2 separate regions of the Homo sapiens genome follow, and region 1 is linked to region 2. A link is an interaction called in ENCODE POLR2A ChIA-PET data of the cell type or tissue named here. Cell type or tissue: PC-9. All regions are shown on one strand. Links, peaks and the distances in the headings refer to the core of each region. The heading gives the core; the rest is flanking DNA.

What was found. Peaks named below come from ENCODE experiments on the same cell type or tissue, not always from the same donor. Only the 100,000 strongest peaks of a DNase experiment are listed, where the experiment ranks them.
Region 1: POLR2A ChIA-PET joins it to region 2 with 14 read pairs; 11 of 35 experiments call an interaction of 5 or more read pairs at or near these places.

The regions. Positions count from the first base shown.
Region 1 is chr16:68,143,986-68,151,985 of GRCh38, reverse strand. All of the region lies in intron 3 of NFATC3 (nuclear factor of activated T cells 3), which reads right to left. Among named protein-coding and RNA genes, the nearest start is that of NFATC3, 63 kb to the right of the region's middle. In PC-9, for the core only: no CTCF peak of the experiment used is centred there; no DNase peak of the experiment used is centred there; H3K27ac peaks cover 1,022 bases.
Region 2 is chr16:68,071,362-68,087,811 of GRCh38, reverse strand. NFATC3 (nuclear factor of activated T cells 3) reads right to left here and starts at 2,442. Exons shown (of 10, transcript NM_173165.3): 1 at 2,028-2,442. The coding sequence starts at 2,130. It overlaps DUS2 (dihydrouridine synthase 2), which reads right to left. Exons shown (of 17, transcript NM_017803.5): 13 at 13,657-13,778; 14 at 12,308-12,457; 15 at 11,093-11,180; 16 at 9,294-9,367; 17 at 8,492-9,063. The coding sequence ends at 8,826. RefSeq lists enhancers at 1,776-1,835, 2,886-2,965, 12,381-12,490 and silencers at 1,886-2,155, 2,316-2,605. In PC-9, for the core only: no CTCF peak of the experiment used is centred there; a DNase peak (open chromatin) is centred at 2,541; H3K4me3 peaks cover 3,201 bases; H3K27ac peaks cover 1,100 bases.

The sequences.
Region 1 (8,000 bases), core at 1-8,000, 64 kb before region 2:
GTGATTCTCCTGCCTCAGCCTTCCAAGTAACTGGGATTACAGGTGCCTGCCACCACGCCCAGCTAACTTTTGTATTTTTAGTAGAGACGGGGTTTCACCATGTCAGCCAGGCTCGTCTCGAACTTCTGGCCTCCGGTGATCCACCTGCCTCGGCCTCCCAAAGTGCTGGGATTACAGGCGTGAGCCACTGTGCCCGACTTAGAATGGTATTTCTTAACTTGGACAGTATCACCCTCTGCAGGGGAGGGTGGTGGTGGAGCAGAGGCATTTTTTAAATGTTGTGAAGATGCGTTTAGTTGTCAACATGATAAGTGGGGTGCACTACAGATACTTAAGGAGAAAGGGCCAGAGATTCAACTTTATCTCAATACATGGGATAACTATAGTTCTTCAAAGTGAATAGTCTACATCTCACAGAATTTGAGAATATCCCATCAGACATTCATGTATAAGGAAAATGTTTATAAACTTAGAACTCCTTAGTATATATTAATACCCCCAAAAGATGCAATTTTAAGATACATGAATTTTTCATGAGTACAACTTACCATGTAAAGAGTTCATCATTTCAAAAAATCATGTCATTGTCAGTAATGCCACTCAGGGAATTTAGGGTGATGATCAACACGCCTGCCTTTGTACCTGGCAACACTCACACTGATAGTGCAGGTGTTAAGTGTCCAACTACTTCACTGTGTCTTCTATAGTCATTATCAAGCATGTGTAAGCGTCCAACTACTTCACTGTGTCTTCTATAGTCATTATCAAGGCTTTTCACTTTGAAACTTTTTTTTTTTTAAGATGGGGTCCCACTGTTTTGCTTAAGCTGGTCTTGAACTCCTTGACTCAAACGTCCTCCTGCCTCAGCCACCCAAGTAGCTGTGATTACAGGTGTGAGCTACAATGCCCAGCCATACTTTTAAACTACTGTATTAGTCCATTCTCATACTGCTATAAGAAACTGCCCGAGACTGGGTAATTTATAAAGGAAAGAGGTTTAATTGACTCACAGTCCCCCATGGCTGGGGGGGCCTCAGGAAATTTACAGTCATGGTTGAAGGTAAAGGGGAACCAAGGCACCTTCTTCACAAGGTGGCAGGAGGGAGAATGAATACAGGAAAAACTACCAAACACTTACAAAGCCATCAGATCTCATGAGAACTCACTATCAAGAGAACAGCATGGGGAAGCCACCCCAGTGATTCAATTACCCCCATCTGGCCTCTCCCTTCACACGTGGGAATTATGGGGATTACAATTCAAGATGAGATTTTGGGTGGAGACATAGCCAAACCACATCAACTATAATTTAGTTTATATATTTATTTTTCTCTTAATAGTACTGCATTATAACTGATATTCTTAAAATTATACGTGTAGTCAATTATATCACTTTTTTTTTTTGATTCAGGGTCTCGTTATGTCACCTAAGCTACAGTGCAATGGCACAATCATAGCTCAACACAACCCTGAGTTTCTGGGCTCAAAGGATCCTTCCACTTCAGTCTCTAGAGTAGCTAGGACATCAGGAGTGTGCCACCAAACCTAGCTTTTTTTTTTTTTTTTTTTTTTTAGATATAGAAGTCCCACTAGGTTGCCCTGGCTGGTCTTAAACTCTTGGTTTCAAGTGATCCTCCTGCCTTGGCCTTCCAAAATGCTGGTATTACGGGCATGAGCCACTGTGCCTGGCCTAATTGTATTATCTTTAAATCTCCATTTCAAGTTAATAAAGTAGCATTACAAAATGGATGTGGGGCTTTTTTTGAGAGTGGGGCTGGGTCTGATAGAGCTGAGAGACACTGATCTAGAAGACTTGTAACCAAAGAGGCACAAAGACCTCAGGATATAACCACCAAAGGTTTATAATAATGTTTTGCAACGGGCAAGATTCTTTATTATAATTCATACTGCAGAAACAATTCCAGATTCAAGGAAGATGACAAATCGTAATTCCAACTACCCTTCTCAAAGGATATAAGTAGAGCATATAAAGCAGGGAAAAACAGCTAATAAATAAATGGAAAAATGCTCAATCTTATTAAATATCAAATAAATAAGAAAACTACTTCTAACCTATCAAAAAAGCAAAGAACAGAGAAGTGGTAATAGTCTACACAGACAACTTTTCCCCTTTGTGGCTGTTTATATGATTTGCTCATTTTCTGTTTCTATTTTAGTATTATTAATTTTACAAGCCCTTTAGATATACTAAGCATATTAACCCTTTGTCTGCCTTACAAGTTATAAATATGGTTTTGTTTTCCATTTATCACCAATTCTGGATCAATTTCTGCTCCTCAGAAGGGAACCATTTGTAACCCTTTTCACTGTTTCTTTTGGAACTTACTTCCATATTTCTAAGGAACATGTTAATACTGCTATTTCCTAATGTTTTTCAAGGTTAGATATATTATCTTTTGAACTTTCAGTGTTTGCATTATAACTGGATACATGTTACTTGCAGCTCAGCCTTGTAGTGTATTTTAATTATATTTCCTTTTTCATACAACTTATTTGGTTACAGTTAATAATTGCCTTTTATATTAGGATTAAGTTTGGCTGCATAAACAAAAATCCAAAGTAACAGTAATTTAAACATGTTAAAAGTAAAGTTTATTTCTTAGAATCTACAGGTCTCTTCTACTGGACCAGTGAGTTTGCCTAAAACACATCCTGCAGTCTTCTGCCTAGGGAGCATAGTAAACCTATTGCAAGCATTGTGGGAACTAATAAAATGGTCAGAGGTCTCACTCTTCAGTATGCAGACTTCCATTATGCCTTCCCTTCCGCCCCCACCCCATTTTAAGAACAGATCATTAAGCCTAGCCTTTAGCTCTCCTAGAATCTAGAACCTCCACTTCATTCTCTCTATAGAATCACCAGATTCTCTCAGGGTAAGACAGGCATTATCACTAGGCTGTACCACACAGGAAAGAAACATCTGGGAAATTTAAGTCCTTTTTAAATTCAATTTAATTTTTTTTTCTTTTAAGATGGAGTCTCGCTGTGTTGCCCAGGCTGGAGTGCAGTGGTGCTGCAACCTCCACCTCCCAGGTTCAAGCAATTCTTCTGCCTCAGCCTCCTGAGTAGCTGGAACTACAGGCATGAGCCACCATGCCCGGCTAATTTTTTTGTATTTTTAGTAGAGACAGGGTTTCACCATGTTGGCCAGGTGGTCCCAAACTCCTGTCCTCAAATGATCCACCCGCCTCAACCTCCTAAGGTGCTAGGATTACAGGTGTGAACCACCGTGCCCGGTCTTAACTCCTTCTTTTATAGACTTTTTATCCAATCTTCTTGTTTTCAGTCTCACCTCACATCCCACTTTCAGAGATATCCAGTACGTCAAATTCCTGAACCTTTCCAGAGTTCTCAGATGCAAAATGACTTGTGCTGCTTGCTTATTGGTTCTTTCTCACCTGCCAGCAGGCTTAAGCTACAGCTGTCTTATGTTTAGTGAAAGTAAACCTGTTCAATTTATTACATTTATGTTTCCATTTTCTGTAAATATTTTAATTTTTATGTAGTCAAGAAATCTATCAGTATTCTCATTTGTAATTTTTTTACACATTTTAGTGTAAAATTAATAAATTTCAAAGCTTTAATTATGGAAACTATTCCATAAAACTATAAAATGTCAATATCATCACAATAACAAAAATAAAGCCTAGGTCAGGCACGGTGGCTCACACCTGTAATCCCAGCACTTTGGGAGGCCTAGGCAGGTGGATCACCCGAGGTCGGGAGTTCGAGACCAGCCTGACCAACATGGAGAAACCCCATCTCTACTAAAAATACAAAATTAGCCGGGCATGGTGGCGAATGCCTCTAATCCCAGCTACTCAGGAAGACTGAGGCAGGAGAATCGCTTGAACCCAGGAGGCGGAGGTTGCAGTGAGCCGAGATCGCGCCATTGCACTCCAGCCTGGAGTGCAAAACAAGAGCAAAACTCCATCTCTAAATAAATAAATAAATAAATCCTAAATAAATCAATAGCTAAAAGGAAACTGGAAAAGTTTGGGCATATATTTTATGTGTATCTGTGCAAAAACAAATTTCAGCCATTACTCTTTTGGTTTATCTGGCGGCAGATGGGGTAAGTAATAATGCCACGTGAGATTCATCCAGATTTATACCCAGAGGTAAAAAAAAATGAAGGTAGAGAGTGGTTATAGTTCACTGCATCCAAAAACTCCTGTGGACTATATGTCTTTTTTTTTTTTTTTTTTTCAGTTCACAGATAATCTGAAGCTAACAATGATTAGGCAACTTCCTCACATTCATCTATTCAGTGATTAGTCATTCCTTTTTGGTATACCTGTTGCTCTTTCATGTTTAATCATAAATTTAACAAATTATTCTACATGACCAACTGTTCATCAAGTGGAGAAATAAACAGCAACAACTTTACCACTTGCCTGTGAGCACTGTGAAGAGGACAGTATCCATCTTGTTATCTCCAGAGCCTAGCAGAGCGCCTAGCACATTACAGGCATTCAATCATTGTTGAAAGAATAAATTTTAGAATAACAGAGTACAATTTGGTGAAGCAAAATAACTCATGAAGTTAGTCAATACATTATTTCTAAAAGAACTGTAGGCAATTTGCTCTTATATAGAAAAAGAAAAAACCAACAAAAAAATTATAGGCATTAAAGTAGCTCGTCAAAATGAGGTAGTTAAATCTAAAATAGAGAATATAAATAAAAAAGTTTGCTATTACCTATTAAGTTATCCAGATATCAAATAACATACTGGCAAGTACTCTATACCAAAGAATCCTAGTCATATTAGATGGCTGACATGTATAAGAGCTTCACAAAGTCATAAGCCACTTGCTTTTTATACTTTGATAAAATAAACTGATGTTGGGGGAAGGTAATCACTCATATAAGATTTCAAAGGGAATATATTTCATAACACATATTTTGACCAACATCTGTTCCAGATGTATAATACCATAAGAAAAATAGGGCTATGCCTTTCTATCTGAGAGACTTTTAAAGGAAGATCAAATAAACTAATTAGACTATTATCCCATCTGATTTCCAGAGAAGCATTTATGTTGTAGGCAATAAATAAATTACTACTACTGTTAACACTAGTCTCTAAAAACTTTCACCAGTATCAGTAATCTCTTCAGTCCACCCTCTGCTTCGCAGAAGAAAGTAAGCCAAGTTGTTTGTTATGTTTCTGTATCGTTTCCATAGCAAAGGTCTGTGCCTGCTTAATTTAACTAAAGCTGGAGGGTTAAAGCCTGAAGGTCACTACAGGACAGACTACAGCAACTTCAATAAGAGCAGTTCCATTATCAGTTCTGCTGATTAGTTGGGGGAATGGGCTCTAAATATATTAGACCCATGACAACACATTGTAGAAATACTAAAAATACAAAATTAAATTTCTATAATATAAATTGCTTAAAATGAAAGTATGCATAAAAATGAAAAAATAATACAAACTTCATTTTTCAAATTTCAGTAACTTTTGGGATAAGATTCAAAATATGTATACCTTAATAAAACTTACCACTGTATAATATATAAGCTTTTTAAAAAAAATCCTTTTTTTTTTTCTTTTGGGAGACAAGGTCTTGCTATGTTGCCCAGGCTGGCCTTAAACTCCTGGGCTCAAGCAGTGATCCTCTTGCCTCAGTCTCCCAAGTAACTGGGATTACAGAATCACATCACTACACCTGGCTAAAACTTTTATTCTTCTTAAATAATTAGACTCATAGGAAGTTGCAAAAATAGTATGTATATGTACTACAGGTTGAATATCCCTAATCTGAAAATCCAGAATGCTCCAAAATCTGAAACTTTCTGAGCACTGATATGACACCCAAAGTAAATGCTCACTGGAACATTTTGGAATTCAAATTTTTGAATCAGGGATGCTCAACCAGTATGTATTCTGGAAATATTCCAAAATTTGAAAAAATCCAAAATCTAAGACACTTCTGACTTCTGATCCCAAGCAGACAAGGGATACTATAGCCCCATGTACCCTGCACCTAGTTTCCCCCAACTATAATACAGTACATATACCCACAATATTGAACTGTAGTTAGCACAGTATCAAAACCAGGACATTGACACTGATACAATACTGCTAACTAGACTACAGGTCTTATTCAGTTGTCATTGTTCTACATGCATTCATTTGTATGTGTGTATATAGTTTTATGCAATTTTATCCCATATATAGATTCAAATAACTACTACCCCAGTCAAGATATGAAGAAATTCTCTTGGGCCACCCCTTCATATTTGCACCCCTCAACCTGACCCTGTTTCCTGGCACCAATCTATTGTCCATCTCTACAGTTCTGTCATTTTGAAAATATTACATAAATAGAATCATATAGTATATTGACTTTTTTCCACTCAGCATAAGTCTATGGAGAACTGTCCAAGTTGTTGCATGTATCAACAGTTTATTCTTTTATATTGCTGAGTGGTAGTACATTGTATGGATACACCAGAGTTTATTCGTGTATTTGGTTTGTTTATAACCTTGGGCTATTAAAAATAAAGTGCAGCAGGGCGTGGAGGCTCATGCCTGTAATCCTAGCACTTTGGAAGGCTGAAGTGGATGAATCGCTTGAGCTCAGGAGTTCAAAACCAGCCTGCCTGGACAAGATGGTGAAACCCCATCTCTACAAAAAACATAAAAATAGCTGGGCATGGTGGCGCACACCTGTAGTCCCATATACTAGGAAGACTGAGATTGGAGGACGGCTTGGGCCTGTGAGTCTGAGGTTGCAGTGAGCTGAGATCGCATCACTGCACTCCAGCCTGGGTGATGTGCAATCTGCAGAGCCAGACCCTATCACAAAAAAAAAAAAAAAAAGAGAGAGAGAAAGAAAAGTTGGTTGTTAGGCCAGGCATAGTGGGTCAAGCTTGTGATCCCACGGCAGGGAGGCCAAGGTGGGAGGATCACTTGAGGCTAGGAGTTGTAGACCAGCCTGGGCAACATAGTGAGATTGCCATCTCTACGAAAAAAATTTTTAAAAATCAGGTTGAGGCAGCCATGTGCGGTGGCTCATACCTGTAATCCCAGCACTTTGGGAGGCTGAGGCCAGTGGATCACCTGAGGTCAAGAGTTCCGGACCAGCCTGGCCAACATGTTGAAACTCTGTTTCTACTAAAAATGTAAAAATCAGCTGGGCGTGGTGGCAGGCACCTGTAATCCCAGCTACTCGTAAGACTGAGGCAGGAGAATCTCTTGAACCTGGGAGGCGGAGGTGGCAGTGAGCTGAGATGGAGTCTCTGCACTCCAGGCTAGGTGACAGAGCAAGACTCCATCTAAAAAATAAAAAAAATAAAAAAATGAAGTTGAGGCTAGGCGCAGTGGCTCACGCCTGTAATCTCAGCACTTTAGGAGGGCAAGGTGGATGGATCGCTTGAGCTCAGGAGTTCAAGACCAGTCTGGATAACATGGTGAACCACTGTGTCTACAAAAAAAAATAATGATGATGATAATGATAATACATAGTTGTTACGAATATTATTAGTATACCTATTGTGTAAACATAAGTTTTTTTTTTTCTGTTATAAATGCCCCAGAGTGAGATTGGTGGGGCATAAGGGAAGCTTAGTTTTTTAAGAACCTAACAAACTATATTCCAGAGTGGCTGTATCATTTTAACTCTCACTAGCAGTTTATGAAGCATCCAGTTTCTGTGCATCCTTGACAACAGTTAGTATTATATTTTTTATTTTAGCTGTTCTAATAGGTATGTAATGATAACTCAATGTGGTTTTAATTTGCATTTCCCTAATGGCTGGTGATGTCTGTTCATGTCTTTGGCATCTTTTCTAACTGAACTGTTTTTATTGTTGAGTTTTGAGAGTTCTTTATACATTCTATGATCTTTGACAGATATATGCTTTGCACATGTTTTCTCCCTGTCTGTAGCTTGTCTTTTCATCCTTTTAATAGCATCTTTCACGGAGCTAAAGTTTTTAATTTTGATGAAATCCAATTTATCAATTTTT
Region 2 (16,450 bases), core at 1-8,000:
AGGTCACATATTATATTATCCTATTTATATAAAATATCTAGAAGAGGTACCATAGAGACAGATCCCAGACTGGTGGCTACTAGGGGTTGGGAGGAGGGAAGGAAAAATATGGGGCAACTGTTTAATGGGTACTGAGTTTTCTTTTGGATGAAGAAAATGTTTTAGAAGTAGACAGAAGCAGTAGCTGCACAACACTGAATGCACTCAATTGTTCACTTTAAGAAGGTTTGTTTTTTCATATGTATTTTGCCTTAATATTAAAAAAACTTTAAAAAAAATTACCTGCTTAAAATATTTTAAAGTGGACTTTATGTGACAAATAAAACTGCTGATGTTTACCTTTTGAAATTTCAGTTATAAATCAAGTTACAGATAACTCCTTTTAGACCTATTTTAATATCAAAATGGCTTTTGCGTATGGTAAAGATCATTAAAAATTTTTTCATAGCTTTGAAATGTTATTCAGTATTTTGGTTGTATATACAATTCCTACTTATGTAGTCACACAATTCCTTTATTATTCATATGTTTGGTTAACACCCTTATCGATCATATATTTGTATATATGCTCTAATCAAGTTTGTGCCCAATAAAATCTGCTGACATCATCAACTGTTTATCTCTTTTACAATAAAAATACTCAAACAAGCTGTTTTTCTTTCAAGTCCCGATAATCTAGATACAATTCAATGCTACACTCTCCACAAATGCCACTTTTCCTGTTTCTTCCTCTACTATAAAATGCATCACCATTCACAGACTTCCTAGTAGTACAGTTATTACTTGGACTATGTGTCTCCTCCAACTATTTCCCAAACTCCTTGAAAAGCCTCAGTCCTCTGCCTCATCATAACACTACAGGGTCCGTAAGAGTGGTTCGACGTAATAGGTGCTCAAATTATGTTAATGGAATTGAAAATAAACGCAGCCAACACATAACTATTATAAATTATGTACTACAGTGAAAAAGACATCTAGCATATGAAGACTAAAAGGACCGATAAAATAAGTACCGCCTAGAGAATCCTCATGCCTCACGTTCAGGTATGTTTTTTCAATGCAACTCTACAGAACAGTCTACTGAACATCAAACATGAACATTAAGAAATTCACCTCATACCAGGCAAGAAAAAATAGGGATTACTCTTATCCATTTCCTTTTTGAAGTTCGTATGCATATGTAACAGGGAAACTGAACTTAATGAACCACAGTATTCCAAACCAGGTCACAAAAGAGCTCTAAGTCCCCAGTCATCCTGTTTCTATTTCCTGATTGGTCTGACCTGCAAGCATGATGGTGCCCAGCTTTCCCAATTCAAGATTTCCTTTAAAATATCTTCCAAGGAGAGATTTTTCTTTAAATAAAAATCGACTTCTAGAACTTTCTAGGAAAATTATGAAAAAAGCAACCCACTATTAAAAAAAAAATCTTCCGGAACACTTTATTCAAGTAAGGAAATCCAGTTTCCAGAAAAGTCCCGTTACAGTTACACTTCGAATTAATTGTGGGTCATAAACTTGCACGAGTGGACGTTAACTCGAAAGCATTACTCTTCTAGCAAAGTAGACTTAAAAAAACACGTGCCTGATTTTTAGAGGGGTCCTACCGTTGAAAAATAAGCATCTTTCAAACTAAAATTTCAAGAAACGACCTAGAATAGATGAAAAACCCAGTGCGCTAACAATTCACAGGGACAACATTTTCCTTGCAACACACTGGCAAAGCAACGACAACCAGACGCCACTTGGGCAGCAGCCCGGACCCTGGGCCTCCAAACCCCGATCGTCCCGGAGTCGAGTTCCCCACTAGTTTGCTTCCAGCCAAGCCCGCCACCACTTCCACGTCGCAGCGACCCACACGCCTCCTCAGCGATTTAAATCCGTTTTTAACTCACCACACACACGCGCGCGCACACACACACACAGGGTTATCGGTCTCCGGTCATCCAAGGGAACAGGGAGGGAGCGAGAGATCCTGCGAGCGAGAAGCGGGGTCGCTCCACGGTCCCGCCTGGCCCGGCACCCACCTGCAGGCCGCGAGCCCGGGGGCGGCGGCGCCGGCGCCCCGTCCTCGCCAAAGACGAGTTTGAAGTCGAGCTCGTCGTGGGCGCCACAGTTTGCAGTAGTCATCGGCGTGGCCCAGGGTGCTGCAGCTCCTCCTCAGGCGGCGGCGGCGGCAGCGGCAAGCGGCGGCAGCAGCTCCTCAACGCCGCTTCATGCCGGGCCGCGCGGGCCAAGAGGTCGCGACTCCACGGCAAACTTTCCGGGCGGGGCCCGCGACGCCGAGCGTTCCGTTCCGAAAGCTGGCCGCGCGCCGAGCAGCACCAGGAACCGCAGCCGCCCGCCACCGGTGCCTAAGCCTCCACTGTCGGCTTAGCCAATGTTCCCCGCCGCCCCCCCACAGTCGCCGCCACCGCCGCCGCGGGTGCGCTCTCGCGCCCTGCCGCGCGCCCGGCCCCGCCCCCTACGCGCGCCCACCCTGCCTGGCTGCCGATTGGCCACTAACACGGCGAACAGGCGCCGGGCCCCGCCCCCTCACAGGCCTATCGCGTAACTCGGTCTCCGCGAGAAGGAAGGAAGTCACGTGAACACGCAGGCGCCCCCCCCCCCCCCCCCGCAGAGCCCAGCTACCTCTCGGGAATTGTAGTTTGGCCTGTATTCCCCCGGCGATTCCTTCTAAACCAGACGAGAGAAGGCCGTTAGCCTCTCTAATTGGATAGGGGACCACCACCGGCCAATGCAGAAGACCCTTCTCCTCATTGGGCGGAGCTCATGTCGAGGAAGGGGTGCTGAAGCACTGAGGTTCTGGGTTCGGTGATGTGGGGGCGCATCGTGTTACTCCTGATGGCTGGCTCTAGGGAAGGCATCAGGGCCCCTCAGAGTTACCTGGACGCCGCCCACATCCTCATCCCCCCACCTCAACTTTAATGGCTGAGTCTCCAGAGGGCAGGGACCGGACCGAGAGTCCAGCTAGGTTGGGGTGGAACCGAAGGAGACAGATTGCGCGACAAGTCCGGACTCTGAGCTCGCGGTCGCCGCAGGCCCACCCTCTGCGGGGCGGAGCTTTCGCCCCGGTGGCTGCGCCTTTGTCCCCACTAGCGGGCCCCCGCAGCTGCTCCCTTGACAGCATGCGCGTTTGAGGCCTCAGCGAACCCCAATGGGCAGGGCCTGTCCCTTGCTGGAAGTTGAGTAGATTGAGCGGGAAAGCCCGTTGTGAGCTCGTGCCAATCACAGCTCTGTGCTCTCTGCATCCTGCTGCATATCCATGAAAGCGGGAGGGATGGAGCCGCCTAAATTGGGTGGCTGGCAGTGGAGAGGAAGTGACACTGCCTAAAGAACCGTTTTCGTGATCTGCCCCTCCCGAGCAAGCTAGCCTTCCCGAGATGGCCCAAGACGCCTCCTCCTGGGGTCTGGGGTGAAGGCCGTCCTTGGGGACTGGGAGCCTGGCTTGTTTACCTAAGGCTCCGCTGAGGCGCAAGGTGGACAGGGACGTGAGAGAAGTAGGGTGACCGCCTCCCCTAGCTCCGTGCCCCGGGCATAGGGCCCACAGGGCATAGCATCCCTAGATGCGCGTTGCTGGAGGAACCCAGGGCACTGTCAGAGGCTTGGGTGCAGGTGCGCCCAAAAATGCTGCCCTCTCAGAGGCTACAATAGGTTAAAAAAAAAGAGAGAAAAAAAAAAAAGAAATGCCGCTCTCGCAAGGCCTACAGCACATTCCACACCGCCCACAAAGGCCAGTGGGAAGAGAGGGTAAAGGGAAGCTCTTTGCCGAGGTCTCAATGTCTGGACTGACACTTGAGCTACCAGGGAGCCCTAGAGGGAGCCAAACTAGACCTTGGGTCAGGAAGACAGGGAATGTCCAGGGCATCCAAGACGTTCATCTTGTATTGCTTCATTTCTGCCCAGTGTTTTGTACCGGTACCTGTGCTGTTCCTGGGGATTCAGAGATAAAGTCTCCCTTCAGGGGTAGGGGAGAGGGGACCAGCAAATCTATAATTACTGTACAAAGAGATGAGGGTTGTGCCAGGAGCTCAGAGACAGTTCATAAGCCTGCTAGCTGCAGGGCCTTGACAGGGGTTAGTAGGAACCGGAGTGACAGACAAGAAGTGAGCAAGTTTCATTCCAGGCAGAGAACAGATTTCCAAAGACTTGATAACCATAAAGTAACCTGCAGTGGGCAGAAGCCTAAGGTGGGGCCGGATGAGTGGGCAGAATGCTGCAGGCCACTGCAAAGTGTCTGGACTTTATCCTGACGGCAGTAGGGAGCAGTGGAAGGACTTAGAGCAGGGGATTTACATGGTCAGAATTCTGGATGGATCACTAGATTCAACTGGGACAGGGGTGAATGAAGTCAGAGGGAGAAGATAATGTGGTCAAGGAGAGGGAACAACTGGCATTAGACGGGTGGACTATCCTTCCCAATAACCTGTCCTGCCTGCAAATCTCCAACCTTGAGGGCCTGAGTGTGGAACTTGGGGCCCAAATGCCACATCAGCTCTAGAGCCCTCTGCCTCAGGCAGGTTGCTGGCCCACCTATTTGTACCACATGTAACAGGATCCTGATACAGTATAAGGTCCCAGAGGCTTGGCCAGCTCATCTGAAGTCCCTCCAGACATGACTTCACCTAAATCATGGGATCAGCCATAGTCAGACCAGACAGCAGGCAGGAGGGAGACCCTGGGCTGGTCAGCCCCTCCACTGGGAAGGGACCACAGAGAAGCTGTAGATGGCTTGAAAAATTCAACCACTCATCAAATGCTCAGCTATGCATCTGTCTTCCCAGCCACTGAGCACCTGGAGAACACTTAGAACAGATTACATTGTAGGGAGGGTTTCTGATCTCACCAAGGAATGGTGAGGGCTGGGACAGGGATGGGCACCAACTGCAGGAAGAGAGTCACCATGTGTGTAAGAAAGTCAGCAACGGCTGGGAACTCTGCAGCCTGTGAAGGGGCCTGACCACACACATACACCGATATGTACATACTCTTTCAGCCCTTTGCCCCAGCTAGGGCCAGTATGTACCCCCATGAGCTCTTCTTCAGGCAGTTCCAAAGCTCCTGCAGGTCATCTGGACCCACCTTCAGCCCTCTGAGAGCCCTGTGAAACCAGGAGGCCCACAGGACCAGTGCAGTAGGTGGAACCCCAGGGTGGACAAGGGCTATGTGGGTCACTGTACAACCACTCTCTCCTGTATGAATGCCACCCAAGACTGGGAATTAGGGAAAGCCATCATTATCATCAGCTGCCACAGGACTGTTCCCAAGCACCCATTGTTGAAGTTCTTCAGTGCCCTCTGAGCCATGGGATGGTACAGTTTAGCCTGCCCCAGTCCCTTGTTCCCCATTAGGCAAAACAGGAGCCTCTGAGGAAATTCAGAGTTTAGAAAAGTTCTTCCTCTCCATGCCAAACATCCCCCTCATCCCAAGCTCTGGTTTGATTCTTCTGTGCCTGCTCCCCAGACCCATGCCAAGGTAGCCACAGGGGACACAAGGACTGCCCTTGAGCAGCTCCCAATCTGGGAGGAGAGGATAAGACCAGCCAACTACAATCTCAGAAAGTTAGTTGCTGAAGTCAGCACAGGGTGCTGAGAAGACAGGGTCAGCACTTTGTCCTCAAATGCCAGGCTGAGGAGTTTGGACTTGGTCCAGAGAGCAGACTTAAGAGACCCATGGAAGAGTTCTGAGCAGAGTAAACTGGAAGGACCCAAGTATCCAGAACTGAGGGTGGAAGAGATTCTTTGCACACAGCCCAGTCTTCTTGCTGTGGCCTTTGAGAGACCTGCCACCCTCTCCAGCCTTACTCATCCCTTCCTCTCATGCTCATATCAAAACCATTTGTCCCCCAAATGTGATGATCTAAGGGGAAATCCTCAATCAGGCTGGCTGGAATGGATGGATAAGTGTTGTGGCTACTAGCCCAGGGAGAGGTTTGGGAGTCTAAGTGGCCCAGTTTAAGGTGGACATGGTGAGAACAATGGGCAGAGCTTTCAGGCCTGACTGTCCCCCTCCACCCCCCAGTCAGTCCCATCCTTGGGCAGGTCACTTTGAGACCAGGAAAGGCAACACTGAGGTATGCTAAAGTGAGATCATTTGAGGATTAACATATCCAACCAGGATCTCTGCCAGACATCCTCAGTCACAGAATATATAGTAGACCCACCCCACCTTCCTCCCCTGTAAAGGATTCTCTCCCCAGTGCTTCCCAGGGCCCTCAAAGCCCCCACATTACAGCCTCTATCTTAATAGCAGACCTGAATCCCTGCCTCTCCTTCCCCAGAGCCCAGAAATGAACCTGACCCTGCCAGAGGAGGGGCTTCCCCCAGGGAAACCATACTGGTGGGAGAAGTGGCCTGAGATCAAAGCCCAGTTCCACTGGGGAGGTAGGTCTTAGGACTCAGTGACTTGGTGGGGGCGGGCAGCACTGCAGCCTCTGTCTGACCAGTTCCAGTTGGAGTATAAGAAAAGGCAAAGGGGGCATTTTTGTTTTTTGTTGTTGTTTTTTTGAGACAGGGTCTTGCTCTGTTGCCCAGGCTGAAACACAGTAGTGCCATCATGGCTCACTGCAGCTTCAACCTCCTGGGCTCAAGTGATCCACCCACCTCAGCCTCCTGAGTAGCTAGGACTATAGGCACGTGCCACCACACCCGGCTAATTTTTTTTTTTTTTCGAGACAGAGTCTCACTTTGTCGCCCAGGCTGGAGTGCAGTGGCATGATCTTGGCTCACTGCAAGCTCCGCCTCCCGGGTTCATGCCATTCTCCTGCCTCAGTCTCCCAAGTAGCTGGGATTACAGGTGCCCGCCAACAGGCCCAGCTAATTTTTTGTAATTTTAGTAGAGACAGGGTTTCACCATGTTAGCCAGGATGGTCTTGATCTCCTGACCTCGTGATCCGCCCATCTCGGCCTCCCAAAGTGCTGGGATTACAGGCGTAAGGCACCGCACCCGGCCACACCTGGCTAATTTTTATATTTTTTTGTAGACAGGGTTTTGGCACATTGCCCAGCAGGCTGGTCTTGAACTCCCAAGCTCAAGTGATCTACCCACCTCGGCCTCCCAAAGTGCTGGGATTACAGGTGTGAGCCACCATACCCAGCCAAAGGAGGCATTTTGATTGAGATTGTTTTTAGTACGAAAAATCAGAAATAGGCCAGGCGCAGTAGCTCATGCCTGTAATCCCAGCACTTTGGGAGGGTGAGGCGGGAGGACTGCTTGAGGCCAAGCATTCAAGATCAACCTGGCCAACATAGCAAGACTCTATCTCTATGAAAAAAAAAAAGAAGAAAAATCAGAAATAAATTGTGCCTAAAGCTTGGTGGCTGAGACTGGACCAAGCCTCAGTCTTTCTCCTGAGTGGAGCCCTTTCTCGGGGAGCACTGGTCTGGGAAGTCAGTTAGGGCAGCCTGGCATGGAATGACCCCATTAACCATGCAGAGTCCTATCAAAGGGCCAGCCTACTGTCCTCCAGCCAGCCTCACACAGGCAGAGGACAGCGGATCCCCTCTAAGAGGAGGGCCCTCAGGACAGAGAGGACTAGAAGTGAGTTGCCCAAGGTCAAACAGCAATGAGCTCTGGGAGGCAGTGGGTAGTGCGGTATCCTTATCTGCACACAGAAAAGCAAGCGTGGGTGGCAGGGGGGAGGGGGGCGGTGCTGGAACTGAGACAGAGGCCTCACCCACCAAACCCTAGACTCAGAGGCCAGCAGGGCCAGAGGCTGCTGGCTGGCACAGGTGCCTGACCCTGTGTTAAAGTTGCCACAAAACAGTAAAGCTCTGACACAGGGGAGATGTGGGAAATACAGCTTTGACCCAGAGGGGACTCCTCCCCTCCCCACTCCCCAATGGAGCCTGGAAAAAGGGAGGAGAAGCAGCATGTTTACAGCTGAGGAAGCGGGGGCAGGACAGGGCAGGGACCTTTGGTCAGAACGCCCCTCCCAGTAAGCGGGGGAGGCCCCATGAGATGCGGTAGCCGTTTGTTTGCTTCTCACTGCCAGGAGGAAATTAAAGAGAATCTGCCACTTCCTTCCGCCCCAAGTGGGATGAGGAAGGCGGGGGACGGGAGGGACTGTGTGGTGTGATCTGCCAAACATAAGGGCCCCAAATTGCTGTCATCAGCCGCCTCCAGTGCCCCACTGTCCAAAGCAGGCACCTCATCAGGTCTGAGACTCCAGGCAGCTGTCAGGCTTGGAGACTCTGGGGATCAGACCAACACTCCCCACCCCACTGGACTAGTCCCTTACTGCAGCACCAGTTACCCTAGTCTTTCTTCCAGATTCCATATCACCTCTCATCAGGACATACAATTGATGCCCAGTGTGTCAGGTGTACCATCAGTAGAATGGGCTTCTTGGGCCTTCCTAACTTGGCCCAAGTCCAGTGATACCCCATTCCCCACCTCTACCAGACCCACAGAGATGGGCAGGAGATCCACTTTGGAAAGCTCAAGCTCTGCACAGAGGGTGGGAGTAGAATCATGCCAGGACACAAGCCCATTTATGAAGATGCCCAAGGCTGAAGCAGCCAGCCGTGGGTGAGGGTAGGGGGTGTCTTTATTGCACAGTACCAATGTCAGGTTGGGGAGTTACCACCTGAAAAGCTCCTGTTTTCAAAGAGAACTTGACCCTGTCACTCAGATCCACCAAAGGGGCCAGGATCCACCCCTGGGCGGCCCCTGGTCCATGCTCTAGGCTGATGGCCCCTGCCAGGACATCTAACTTCTGCCAGGCAAGACCAGCAAACTGTTCAACGGCATCTGGTTCATGCTGTGGCATCCACAGCCACCTTAGCACCAGGCCCATGGAGGGGTGACTAAGGCAGGAAGAGTAGTCACCAGCCTTCCAGGGGGCTTTCTTCACCACTTCCCAAGGCCACAAAGGGCTTCTTGCACAGATCCCCAGGTTGTGCTAGCTCCTGAGCTCTGGGGCCCCCAGGGTCTTGGTCAGGAGCCTCCCTCTTTCGCTTGTGCAAGGAAGGGCTCTCCTCACCCAGCCGACCCTCAGGGAGGCCCTGGCTCCGCAGACAGACGATGGCTGCAGCCTGCTCCGCCAGTTTCTTGGACTTGTCCCTGAGCAGACAGAGGGCAATAAGGTGAGGGGCAGGGTGCAGGGCTATGAGGCCTGACTCTACACATCCTTGGCAGATTCTGACAAGACTGAGTAAGGGGTCACCATCCAGGGATGCCACTGCCCACATATACCATCTACCCAACCCTCCTAGGACAATGCTGGATGTGTGGGCAGAATGCCCACTCTCCGCCCCACCCCAAGCCTCCTCTCCTATGATAAGGAAACTTACCACAAGGTAGACTGATACTTTTGTTCAGCAACGGTGACAATAGAGGAGAACAGGCGATCTAGAGGGCGTTGAACCTGATACAAAGAGAAAAGGAATCACATGGCCAGAGAAATGAGCCCTGTAGGCCAAACTGCTGGGGTCAAATCAAAGGCAGATAAAAGGAAGTGTTTCCAACCTAAGTCAAATGAAGGCTGCCTGTATCACATGCTCCTCCCAAGCAAAAGTGCCCAGTGGAGAAAGGCACAAATACACAATGACCTCAAGTGTCTGGAGCTGTCACAGACCTAAGCAAAGCGCAGCAGAGCCCTTAGCTGCACATGACTATGGAGCCTCCTGCTGACATCTGGATAGGCCAGGTCCCCAAAATGAGGAGTCACCAGATGCCAAAAGGGTGAGAAGGGACAAGCTAGGAGCAGAGAAGGCACACGTGGCAGAGGGACCAGGTGACTTGGCTGGAGCAAAGGGCTGCAGGGATGAAACTGGAAGGAGCGAGGCACATGGAAGGGTCTCAGGCTCTATGCTGAGGTGCTGGCTTGATCCTTCAGATACTGGGGAGCTGCTGACTTGAGGAGACAGAAGTTAGATTTGTTCTGGAAAAGTCACTGTGGTGGGGGTGGGGGGGAGTGGGGACACAGACACAACCCCCAGAAGGTATAAGCCTTGAGGCCAGAAGACCAGTCCAGATGAGGCAGAGCAGCCTAAGGAAGGCATGGCTGCAAGGACCAAAGGAAGTGAAGCAAGCCTATCTCATGGTTTCCACCCCAGGGGCACCACATCTGGGGCTCAATTCTGTGCCCCATTGGCTGAGGCTTGATCCAAAAACATGTCTGGGCCAAGTGCGGTGGCTCACGCCTGTAATCCTAGCACTTTGGGAGGCCGAGGTCGGGGGATCATCTGAGGTCAGGAGTTCGAGACCAGCCTGGTGAAGATGGTGAAACCCCATCCCTACTGAAAATACAAAAAAGTTAGCCAGGTGTGGTGGTACCCACCTGTAATCCCAGCTACTCAGGAGGCTGACACAGGAGAATCACTTGAACCTGGAGGCGGAGGTTGCAGTGAGCCAAGATCATGCCACTGCACTGCAGCCTAGGCAACAGAGCGAGACTCCGTCTCAAAAAATAAATAAATAATTAAATAATTAAATAAAATTTTTAAAAAAGGCTCATGACCTATAATCCCAGCACTTTGGGAGGCTGAGGAAGGAGGACCACTTGAGCACAGGAGTTTGAGACCAGCCTGCCTGGACAACAAAGCAAGACCCCATTTATTTATTTATTTATTTATTTTGAGACAGGCTGGAGTGCAGTGGCATGATCTCAGCTAACTGCAACCTCTGCCTCCAGGTTTAAGCAGTTCTCTGCCTCAGCCTCCCAAGTAGCTGGGATTACAGGCGCCCACCACCATGTCCAGCTAATTTTTGTATTTTTAGGAAAACGGGGTTTCACCATCTTAGCCAGGCTGGTCTTGAACTCCTGACCTCGTGTTCCACCTGCCTCGGCCTCCCAAAGTTGTGGGATTACAGGCATGAGCCACCGTGCCCGGCTGAGACCACATTTCTAAAAAATAAAAAATAAAAATTAGACTCTGTTTCAAAAAAAAAAAAAAGAGAGATGTCTGGCTGAACTGGACAACAGGCCACTGTAAGAGGGGAGGGCTATCAGCAACTGACCTGGCCACCAGCAGCTTCTCCATGCCTACAGAGGTCAAGGCCAGGCTCCAGCCTGGCAATCTAGAGTTGAGGGTGTAAGCCATGGGAGTGCTGTGACTGGCTGCAGGGCAGGCCACAGCCAGGAACTCACCGTTTCATACACAGGCTGTGCCAACTTCTCCCTCCGGCACCACTCTAGTAGGCACATCTTAGGGGTGATCTGGGCTGGGTATGCTCTCCTGGGGAAAGGAAGGGAAGCAGTTGGGGTCACCCACCATCACCGCTCCCTCCCTCAGCCAGGGCACTACTCAGCTCCTGAAAGGAGCTGCAGAAATGAGAGGAACTGAGACACCGAGCTGCTGCCTTAAGGCTTCTGTACTTGCTCCCCTAGGCTCCCATTCTTGTCCTACCAGCAGCTTGGACCTGGGTTCTCCCTAAAGGGAAGATGAATTTTGGCATGCTCAAGAAATTGTAAGGGAAGGGGGAATGAACTCCCAGTACTCTGAGGTCCAGACTGGAAAAACAATGTTCAACATCCAAGAAGGAAGCTTGCCACTCAAGACAAGATTAGTAGGGAGTGGGTGGAGGTGGGCAATGGAGGTAGCCAGACAATGGTCTCGGGGATCTAGCTCAGCGCCCATCCTGATTCCGCCTGCCAAGTGTCATGATCATCTGCTGCAGCCATGGACACTTGGAATCTGGTTTCAGAGTCAGCCTGTGACAGGGTGACACAGTGACAGGGTGGGAGGGGTCATATTCCAACTTCCCAACTGGAACTCTCCCTGGCATCTGACTGCCCAACAGCTATTCCCCACCACCCTGCTCCCCCTCTCCACACCTCTGCCAGACAAGACTGGCTCCTGTCTGGTCCTGGGGACTGGAGAAAGGCTCAGATCCCAGAGGAGGGCACCATTCAAAGCTGAGTCACAATCTGAGGCGTAAGCAGCTTGAGAGAGCACCACAGAGCTGGTGAGGGGCACTGGGTGTGGGTAGGGGCTGCAGAGCCAAATGAGGGCTAGGGTCCTGCTGTTGTTTGAGGAGCTTCATGCCAGGAGCCAGTTCCTCAGGGCCTTGGAAAAGCACAGACTTTCAGGAACAGGAGACAAGTCCCCCCTGCCCTGAGTTGTGGGAGGCGGTAAATCAGGGAAAAAGTAGAGTTCAGTTATCCTTGGGACAGCCTTTCAGGGACTATCTCCCCTGAAAGCACCTTCTATGGGATGCTGAAAATTTAGAACGAGTTTCCAAACCAACAAGACCTGTGGTCCCTACGTTTGACATTAAGCACATACAGCAGCCAGTGTGCTGGCCCAGTGGGACCCCAAGGGTGCTGGCCCTAGCCCAAGCTGAGGCCAAGCTGGAGACCTACCGGTCAAACTTGACAGCCATCTTAATGACACCAGAGGTATCTTCAGCTGGCTCCCCTGTCTGCTCTGAAGTCTTGGCTGAGAGCCTGGCCTGCTGGGCATCCAGCTCCTGTGTGGTCTCCTCATAGAAGGCACCAAGGCCAAAGGCCTCACTAGGGAGGAAGAAGCAGATCAGAGCAAACACTTTAGCGGAGCCAGCATCCAGGGTACTGCAGGACCCCAGGGCCCCACCACTGAGAAACTCCTCTACCACATACACCAAAACACCACCGGGGCCTGGCCATCAGAATGTGCCCCCTGCCCAGCCCTGGGATTACTGTGGACTGGAAGATGGAAAGTGAATGTGAACCCAAGCGTGGACACTGGAGGGAGGCTGGGCTGGGTGGCAAAGGTTGTAAAGGTCACCCCCACCACCTGCAGCCTCTCTCCTGAGGGGAAGCACACAGATGGTATCCCCAGCCAGCCGTGACTGAGTTAACCAATGCTGATCAAGCACATGGGCCCATGGGAGGAAGAGACAGAGGCCTGACCACTAAGTGGTTCCCCACTTCCCGCCCAGCCACAGGCAGTTATACATGGGTCTCAGCTGACACTGAGGCACCACCCAGAGCTACAGAGTTATGTGGGGTAGGGACTGAACCAATGCCATAAGCCAAGGGTGGGAAGAGGGCTCTGGCAAAGGTTTTTCCCTTCTAGGAAACATCTTGAAGGCTGGAAGACTCAAACGAAGATAGATCCCCAATGGCAAAAGTGGTTCAGAAAGGCATCTATGTAAGAGGGAGGCTACAGATAGCTCACGTGAGAGGGAGAGAGCCTTCCAGGCAGACGACCCATTACAAGCACAGGTGTGGAGTTCTGGAAGCAGACAGGTAGACAGGGAGCTGTGGGGGCAGTGGCTAGGCCAGCTTGTGAAGGGCCTCAACTGTCAACCATCTGAGCTAGAGCTGCACCTGATCTAGAGAATCAACAGGTGGTCTCTCAAACTGCAGGGTGATGGATGTGAGTGCAGGCTCAAGGTAGAGGCTCCATGCTACAGCCCAATTCTCCTGACCACTGGTTCCTGGGGGCCTGGCCTGTGACTATCCCATTTATGGAAAATCCCCTTCCTTTGCATTCCTCTATCCTTCTAGTACCCTAGTTCCCAGAGCTCTGCTGATCCGTCCAGGGATGGGACGTTTCAAAGCTTTCAAAGAATCCCCTCCTGGGAGGCAAAGCTGTACCATCACTCCACTCCTCTACATCTACATCCAGAAGCTGTGTCCCTGGTCCCCTGGTGGAGTCAGCTTAGGGCTCAAAGTCAAACTTGGGCAATGCGTACAAGGACAGATGGACATCTTATTGTGCCTCTTACCAAATTTCCCGGGAAGACTGGGCAGCATGGAGCAACCTTCCCTGGGGCGACTCCAGCTGTTCTCGTAGCATCTGGCACAAGCAGTACTTGGTGTTGGTGTAGTGGTTGTCATACTGCACCGCCTGAGAAAAGAAATGACTTGCCTGATGCCCAGGCAGGCTCTAAGGCCTGGGCTATGCTCTGATGGCAGGGAAAGGAGCTCCAAGAAGGCACCAGAGATGTATGTGTAGCCAAGGCAATGTGACCCCCATAAGAAGAACCACCACTGGCCAGGAGCAGTGGCTCACATCTGTAATCCCAGCACTCTGAGAGGCCAATGCAGGAGGACTGCTTGAGGCTAGGAGTTCAAGAGCAGCCTGGGCAACGTAAGACTCAACTCTACAAAAATTAAAAAAAAGAAAATTATCGGCTGGGCACGGTGGCTCACGCCTGTAATCACAGCACCTTGGGAGGCCAAGGCGGGCGGATCACCTGAGGTCAGGAGTTCAAGACCAGCCTGACCAACATGGTGAAGCCCCGTCTCTACTAAAAATACAAAATTAGCTGGGCGTGGTGGCGGGTGCCTGTAATCCCAGCTACTCGGGAGGCTGAGGCAAGAGAATCGCTTGAACCCTGGAGGCGAAGGTTGCGGTGAGCCAAGATCGTGCCACTGCACTCCAGCCTGGGCGACAACAGCAAAACTCTGTCTCAAAAAAAAAAAAAAAAAGAAAAAGAAAATTAGCCAGGCATGTTGGCACACACCTGTAGCCATAGCTACTAGGGAGGCTAAGGCAAGAGGATTGCTTGCACCCAGGAGTTGTGGCTGTAGTGAGCTATGATCATGCCACTGCACTCCAGCCTGGGCAACAGACTGAGACCCTATCTAAAATTAAAAATAAAAATAAAAATAAATTAAAAAGCCACTTCGACCTTGGTCATCTACTCTTCCAGCTAGTGGTACAAAGCTTGAGGGTCACAGCCAAGGACCACGGTCAGAAACACATTCTCCTGGACAGCCTGACTGAGGTCTCGAAGTGCGGGAGCCCCTTCCTGCTTCAGCCACCACAGAGGACCTACTGCCAAGTATCTTCCAGGGAAGGGAGGGGAAACACACCAAATTCTGGCATGGCAGGTCCAGTGCCAGGAAAGGGGTGAGATTCTTCTATTCCTTCTAACCAGAATGGGCACCTTCCCTTCCCACATCTTGAATAGCCTCTAACTTCCCCCTACGTGGGTAAAACACAGCATCATTTAGTTCACATGGGTTACTCATGACTACATTTATCTATACAAGTGTGAGGTGCAACTGTCACCATCACTCCACAGACCGTGAAATGAAGGCTCAGGGAGGCAAGATGACTGACTGCCTGGGACACCCAGTGGAAGTCGGCTGGCTAGAGGTAGGGCAGGAGAGCAGTATTGGGTGAAGGTGGCCTTCCCCAGCCCTCCAGGACACCCTCCCATCCCCCACCCCCTATGCTGCTCTAGTAACTCCACGTGGGCCTATGACTTCAGTGGCTGGGAAAGTGCCACGGCACGCTCAGGACAAAGTGGGAAGTAAGTCGGGGCGCCCCGGCTGGTGGCAAGTCCTTGACTCAGCTTGTCTGGGAAGAAGGCACCTGGCTGGACCAGAAGCAGCCCTGCCTATGCTTGAAAGCCGCTCCCTTTCTCTGTGATAGCACACCCTCTTGAGGAGCTGCCAAGAGATGGCTCAGCAGGAATGATAATATCACCTTTCACCCAGTGAGCAAGCTCAGCACTGTTCAGCACGTCTTCTTGGCCAGACTTGCCAGCTGGCCAAAAAGCTGGATAGCTGACCTGGGCTGGGGCAAGCCCTCCCTTGCCATGGAGCTATCCCAGACCATTGGAGAGCTGGTGGTCACCAACTTGCCCAGCAGGACACCAGAACCAGGGAGTGAGGGCTGCAGCATTGAACAGGAAATAGGACAAAGGCTGCCCAGCTCTGGACGCAGACCTCAGGGCATCTTACCATCCTAGCTTGCACAGCCATGGAAACACTCACATACCATGGCAGCCACAGGCACTCCTAGGCAGGTATGAACCCTAGGACTGAAGAGGAGGGTGGAACTCTGCTCTGGGCAAAGACTGCACCCTCTGTTCAGACCCAATTCACTGAAGAATTTGAGGACCACTCACTGTCTCTCCCTGCAGACATGTGCAGCTGATCAGAGTCCCACAGAGTTCCAGGGTTGTGCCAAAGAGATAAGGCAAGTGAACTCTTCATTTTCTTTTATAGGGATATGCCCTTGGCACTACCATCAACCTCTCAATGAGAAGAAACTGGTTTAGAAAAGGCCATTCCCAGCCTGGGCAACATAGGGAGACCTCATCTCTATTAAAAAAATAAAAAATTAGCTGAGTGTTGTGGCACATGCCTGTAGTCCCAACTACTTGGGAGGCTGAAGCAGGAGGATCACTTGAGCCCAGGAGGTCAAGACTGCAGTGAGTCATGATTATGCCACTATGCTCACACCTGGGCAACAGAGCAAGACCCCATCTCAAAAAAAAAAAAAAAAAGCTATTCCCTAAGTAGAGGGTTATGCTTAAAGCATTCTGGAATTAGCAAGAGAAAAGTTTTAGAAATTATTTCGACTGATGAGTCAAATCAGGTGAGAAATTTCTCAATTGCTCCTCTTGGCTGTGGCTGCTCCTGAGCCAACCTATAGGCACATATGCCTTTGATGATGCAGAACCCACAGTCCACGTGCATATGCCTCTGTATGTGCAGCGTGTGAGAAAAAGAAAGATATATATCATGTGTTCGGGGTTCCAACAGCATCCTGGATCTAGAAGG